Linked DNA regions of Mus musculus: region 2 is linked to region 1. Evidence: chromatin loops called from intact Hi-C (ENCODE). Cell type or tissue: left cerebral cortex. All regions are shown on one strand. Each heading gives the region's core, and the rest is flanking DNA. Links, peaks and the distances in the headings are about the cores only. Region 1 overlaps Enox1 (ecto-NOX disulfide-thiol exchanger 1). Region 2 overlaps Enox1 (ecto-NOX disulfide-thiol exchanger 1).

The links. Hi-C counts contacts between places; a loop is a spot of excess contacts. Peaks named below come from ENCODE experiments on the same cell type or tissue, not always from the same donor. Only the 100,000 strongest peaks of a DNase experiment are listed, where the experiment ranks them.
Region 2: a loop joins it to region 1, with 2.8 times the contacts of the local background. A loop is called at or near these places in 3 of 42 quality-filtered maps.

The regions. Positions count from the first base shown.
Region 1 is chr14:77,371,572-77,374,498 of GRCm38, reverse strand. All of the region lies in intron 3 of Enox1 (ecto-NOX disulfide-thiol exchanger 1), which reads right to left. Among named protein-coding and RNA genes, the nearest start is that of Gm41217, 2.0 kb to the right of the region's middle. In left cerebral cortex, for the core only: a CTCF peak has its summit at 1,160 (motif pointing right); no DNase peak of the experiment used is centred there.
Region 2 is chr14:77,158,289-77,161,215 of GRCm38, reverse strand. All of the region lies in intron 1 of Enox1 (ecto-NOX disulfide-thiol exchanger 1), which reads right to left. Among named protein-coding and RNA genes, the nearest start is that of Enox1, 3.0 kb to the right of the region's middle. In left cerebral cortex, for the core only: CTCF peaks have their summits at 1,427 and 1,646; DNase peaks (open chromatin) are centred at 1,669, 1,910, 2,274 and 2,557; H3K4me3 peaks cover 1,490 bases.

The sequences.
Region 1 (2,927 bases), core at 120-2,619:
TAGCTTTTGAGAAACACAAAATTTCTACAGCAAGAGTGTCAAGCATGCCCAAGGGCTTTTCTTAGGAGTACTACACGGCAGAACCAGAAAATTTCAATTAATTAAAAAAAGAATTAAAACCTGCCAAGAAATTCCAGCTTCATTCTCACCAGCTCCACCTTCCAAATAATCGACATGAAGGATATTATGTTCAGCCACGTACATGCAAGCGTGCAGGTTCAGTCATGTGCATACAAACATACAAAAATGTATTCTTGGGAGTGTGCCTATCTGCTGGTATCTGTTTGAGCTCTGTGGAAGCATCTGTTACTCCGTTTAAATGTGCGTATACTACATAGAAGAGGCCTGCACCATTGCTCTTTATGGCTGGCACAGACCAGCTTGCTTTGCTTGGCTGTTGGGTTTAAATATGAAACGTCTCCCACAGACTCTTGACTTGAAGGCTTGGATCACAGATGATGGACTTCAGGGAAGTGTCTGCGTGCCGAGGGCTGTGATTTAACCAATGGACCACTGGAACCAAGCATTCAGATGATGGCATTATCAGGGGTAGTATAAAGTAAGAAGTGGGTGGAGGTGAAGGAAATAGGTCCCTGGGGGCCTACCCTGAAAAGCTACATCTTGACCCTGGTCTTTTTTCTTCTCTCTGCCTCCCAAATGCCATGAGATGTCTTTTTCTCCATCACATGTTCCATGCTCCACTCATGATGAACTGCCTTATCGCAGGCCCCACAGGGATGGTGCACGCAACCATGGACCAAAACATCCAAAATCTACTCAAAATAAATCATTCTTCCTTTTAAATTATTTTTTAATAATGTATCATAGCAGGGAAAGTCTCACTAACACAATACTATACCACATCATGCTGAAGAGATACGCTATCATCTGTATCCCCACTGGTACACTTTGAGATTTCTTCCAAGTCTTGACTATTACAAAACACATGCAAAATTCTTTAGTGCAGTTACAACTATAGTGTTAAGATAAATGCAACTAAACTGCCTTCAAAAATAGTTTCCCAATATGCATTCCTTTGAAAAGTGTGGCAGATTTTTTTTTAGGGGGCATCAATGGTTTAGGATTTATTTTTTATTTTATTTTATGTGTACAAGTATTTTCCCTGAATGTATGTGTATCCATAACGTGGGTACAGTGTCTTTGGAGGCCAGAAGAGGGCGCTGCATCTGTTAGAATGGAAGTCACACGTGGTTGTGAGCCATCTGGATCCTGACAATGGCACCAAGATTCTCCACAAGAATAGGAGGAGGCTCTTAGTCACTGAGATTACACCAACAGTTTAGACTGCCATTAGATGACAATTGAATAGACTGCCTTTTAAATTTCAATATCTGTTACATCATTGATAAGGCAATGTTTGTCAGATTTTCCTTTGAATTATGCATTAATACTCTTATTTTCTCCTGTTGGGCTGATAGATCTTGTCAGTTGATACATCTAAGACCACTTTCAAAGAAATCTAGCCATCATCTGTTTCAGGTACTACAGACTATTTTTCTTAATTTCCACCTGACTAAAGCTTTGGTTTGGTTGGGAGTGGAGATGGTTATCTAGAATGAGAGGCATTTTATTAGAATGCATGTTTGTGTTCAATATAAGTGTGTGGTGTATGTATGTGTGCATGTGGCCACACATGCAGGTGGGTGCACACCCATGAAAACAAGCCAGAGGGAGGTTTCTGACATTCTGCTCTGCAACTGTCAGCTTCATTGCTGTGACACAGGGTTTCTTACCGTAAATGGAGCTACGCTGGTGGAGACCAGCAAGCTGCAGAGACTCCTGCTCCTGCCTTCTACAATGCTGGGCGTACAAGTGAAACATGACCACATCCAGCTTTTTTATGTGGATGGAAACCCAGGTCTTCATGCTTGCTTACCCATTGAGCTACTTCTTGGGCCTCTTAAAGGCAATTTTAAACAATGCATCACTTCCTATAAAACATACTAGCCCGGTCAGAGTCATGGTGTGCTCTGACCAGATATTATGTGTGTCTTATGTAACATGGTCAACAGAACTCAGTAGTGAATGTCTCTTGAGTTTTATAGAATCGAAACACCCTCTGTACGGTGCTACCCCATCCACCCCCGACCCCATTCCCACTTGTTGCAGTCTATCTTCAAGTCACTCAAAAGTTACCAAGCCCTACCTTGTTCTTATTTATTTCCTTACTTCTCTTCCAAGTGTGTGACCCAAGGGCAGATCTAGCAATTCCTGTTTTATTATAAAGGAGCCCAGCAAGTCCTTAGGATTACCCTTGTTATCTCCACAGACGATTAGCCAGGCCTTTTATTTCAGGGTTCAGTGTGCTAGTGCTATCACCTACTGGCTGTGCTCTAGAGTGCAGGATCCTCATCACATCTGCCATTAGCATGCAAAGGAGGCCAAGGAACCAGCCCAGGGAGCAAGGAACTCTCCCGCTCTGTGCTCTGTGCGCGAGGGCAGGGCATGTGTGATGGGTAGCAGGTCGTACAGGAAGGCTGCAAGGTTCACACTCTGATTCTCTCACTGGGAAATGTTTCCTCTGCGGCCTCACGATCCCCATCCACAGGATGGTGATAGGTACAGGTGACAGAGAACAAAAGGCAGCAGTGTGGTAGGTCTGCTGCAGGTAATAAAAAGTTATGGAGAGAGAAACCCTAGGAGCACACGTGAGTTTCAAATAAGTGTAGTCCGTCAGCATAATAATCACAGATACAAACAATATGGATTAGAATGTGATGTTGTCTAACAGGCCTTATGGCAGACAAGGACGTACTACAGGCCATGAAAAGGGGCCCTGAAGAAGCAGTCAAGAGGCACAGGAAGGAGCTGACAAGGTAGGAATAAGAGACTTTAAAGTTGTTGAATTAGGGAAGGCTGAAAGAAGCTGAGGAGAAGGGCGATCCTGCAGGAGGACCAGCAGTCTC
Region 2 (2,927 bases), core at 268-2,767, 210 kb after region 1:
CGATATATTTCCTAAGTTAGTAGAAATGCTTAAGTGGACTAAGTTTGCACCGATAGTATGTTCGCGATCAGTTTTTGAGTTCAGTAACAATCTAGATTACAACTGAAGAGACTTGCCCTCCACCAGCACATAGAACCCCTGGAAAGATGGCTTTGCTAGAACTGTGACATGAATATGATACACTGCAATCGGTTCCACCTTCACCAAAGACCCTAGATCACTTATGATGCAGGAAAGGAAGCTCCTGTCATCCATCTGCTACCTGTAATATCTGAACTCTTGTAGAGAGACAAACTGACCAACACAGTCTTGAATCTCGCCACTGTCAAAAAATGCCAGTGTCGAGATAATACAGTCGGTACTTTACTTGCTGAACAAGCATAAAGACCTGAATTTGTTGTAAACACACACACACACATATAAAATTTTTAATCTTTTTAAATGGTGTGTCCTTGTAATCCTAACACTGGGGATGCAGAGACAAGTGTACCCCTGGGACTTGGGCTCTCTGGCCAGCCTAGGTAGCCTAATCAACAAGCCTGAGTCCAGCAAGAGACCCTGCTTCAGAAAATGAAGTAGAGAGTTTTTAGGTAAATGAAACAACATCCAACCACTGTGCAAGAGAATGACTCTGTACACACAAAGGTGCAGCCTACACACACACACACACACACACACACATGCACACGCACATGCATGTACGCACACAAAGACACTCACACGGAATAAGAGAGTATTAAAGATTGTTCTAAACTATAAACAGCTAGCAAGGCACAGAGCTTGCAGGTGGCGGGAAGGAGGTGGGTTCATGGGGCCGAATGCAAAATAAACTGTGTGCAGCACACCTCAGTCCACACTCTAGCCTAGTATGTCCGTATTGATCTTCACTTGTAATTACTATGTACTTTCAAAGTATCCTGATTCAATCCCAGCTACAAGTTCCAATGGGGGAAAAAGGGAACGAAGAGAGAATAATGTGGAGGAGAAAGTAGGAGACAGTCACCAAGGAATTCCATCCCAGGGTATCCCAGGGAAGCGGTCCTATGGGCTGTCACCAGGCTGCTGTATCCCTCCCGTGCCTCCGGAATGCTTGGAATTAAATAGTTAAGCTGGAAAGCATCACTCTCGACTTGGCTTTTAGCAGTAAAAGGCTGCCCTCTACTTAGGTATCACAGAGCTAACTCAAGCTTTTATAACATCCTAAGAGCACCTAACGGTAGTCAGTGTGTGCTCGGGATGCTTAATGGCTTCTGTGAAGGTTAGAAACCTCCCTCCCACTCTGGTTTTTCTGTTTACACCAGGCTTTAAAAGGGGCAATAGAAATGAGCGCTTCATTTCCTCAACAATCACCACACAGTTCTTATTACAACCAAAAAATTCAAAATTGTGTTACTAACATTTTTTTTTAAAGAGACAGGTTTGCCTGTCTGAAGTGAAACTTGCAGATGTATGTCAAGTGGAGGGCTTCGATGCCTGGGCTGAGGACCATGGGCTGGGGACCATGGGCTGGGGACCAGGATGTGCATGCAGCTGTCACTGCTCTGTTTTTCATTCACAGTAGGTGGTTGCCAGGCAACAAAATACTATTGTCTGTTTCTGTGATCTATTGGCCAATTCTACTGGTGATAATGCTTTTACAGTTTAAAACAGGGCCACCTTTCGGACAAGAAGAGATGAGCAAAATTTCCGAGGCCGACAAGAATATATATATGAATATAAATACGCTGCAGGTACCCTAAATCATATGCATCCAGTTTATAACTGTGTGCAGACATAAATATATATTTTGCACATACCCATATATGTTTGTGCTATTGCACACATTCTTTTCCAGTCTACACACATATACATTTCGTAGGCCTGCAGCCAGCATCTAAATCCATGTGGGAAAACCAGAGCATGAACTAGAGAAATAAAAACACAGTCAGAATCATTTTCTCAGCAACAGCAACGACTTCAGAGGTGTCAGATGTGTCAAACCCTGTTCCTTGATTAGGAAGCCTTCCAGAGAGCAAAGCTCTTCTTCCTACTTATATAATAGAAGATTGGGAGGCTTTGTCATCTCCTTTGAACCATCTCACATATTAAATAAGCCATTTAACTTAATATGTGCTACCAGACCATAAGTGTGTTAAAAGACCTTTCAACTAGTGTTACCATTTACACATAGGAATCTTTAAAATTTATTCATCTTAAAAAGAATTGAATTGCACTCCCTGGAATAGCCTCACGTGACTCTCCACTTTGTTTGGATATGGGTCCCTGGGTAGTTACAGCCATGCTATGTTCCTTTTGCACATTCCACCAGCTTACAAATAAAATAACACACAGTGTGCTCAATATAAAGTTGTCAACATTATCCTGCATCCCTTGCCACTTGCTTTGCATTGACAAGGTTACAAAGATAAGAATGACAATATCCTTAAAGTGTTCAGACATGACATCAAAACAGTCTGAAGGAATTAAAGCTCGAGAATGCCGGCGGCAATCAGGCTTAGAAATGAAGGGAAATAAAAGTAATTTGTACGTATTTCTGGAATGGCACTACACAATGTCAGGACAGTCTCTAGACTTCACACAGTGCCCATCCGTCTTGTCTCACCATATTTCAGAAGCACTTTAACTAATGCTTCCCTCTAGAGGGATGAAATTCATTACCATTTGCAAATCTGCATATCACAAGAAAGCGGAATAATCAATATCCATTATGTGCACGGACATTATTACTATAAGTCTCCTATCAAGAGTGCAACGCTAGCAAAACAAAAGCAAAGTGTGTTAATCACAACCTAAGTACTAGACAAAATTACTACTTTTCCAGAGAGCAGTCTTCAGCAGACCGCAGCTGCCTCCCACTAGAGCTCCCAGGGACTTCTTCACATCGCCACCTACAAAAGACCCACCACCTCCTTCCTTGGGTTCGTAAG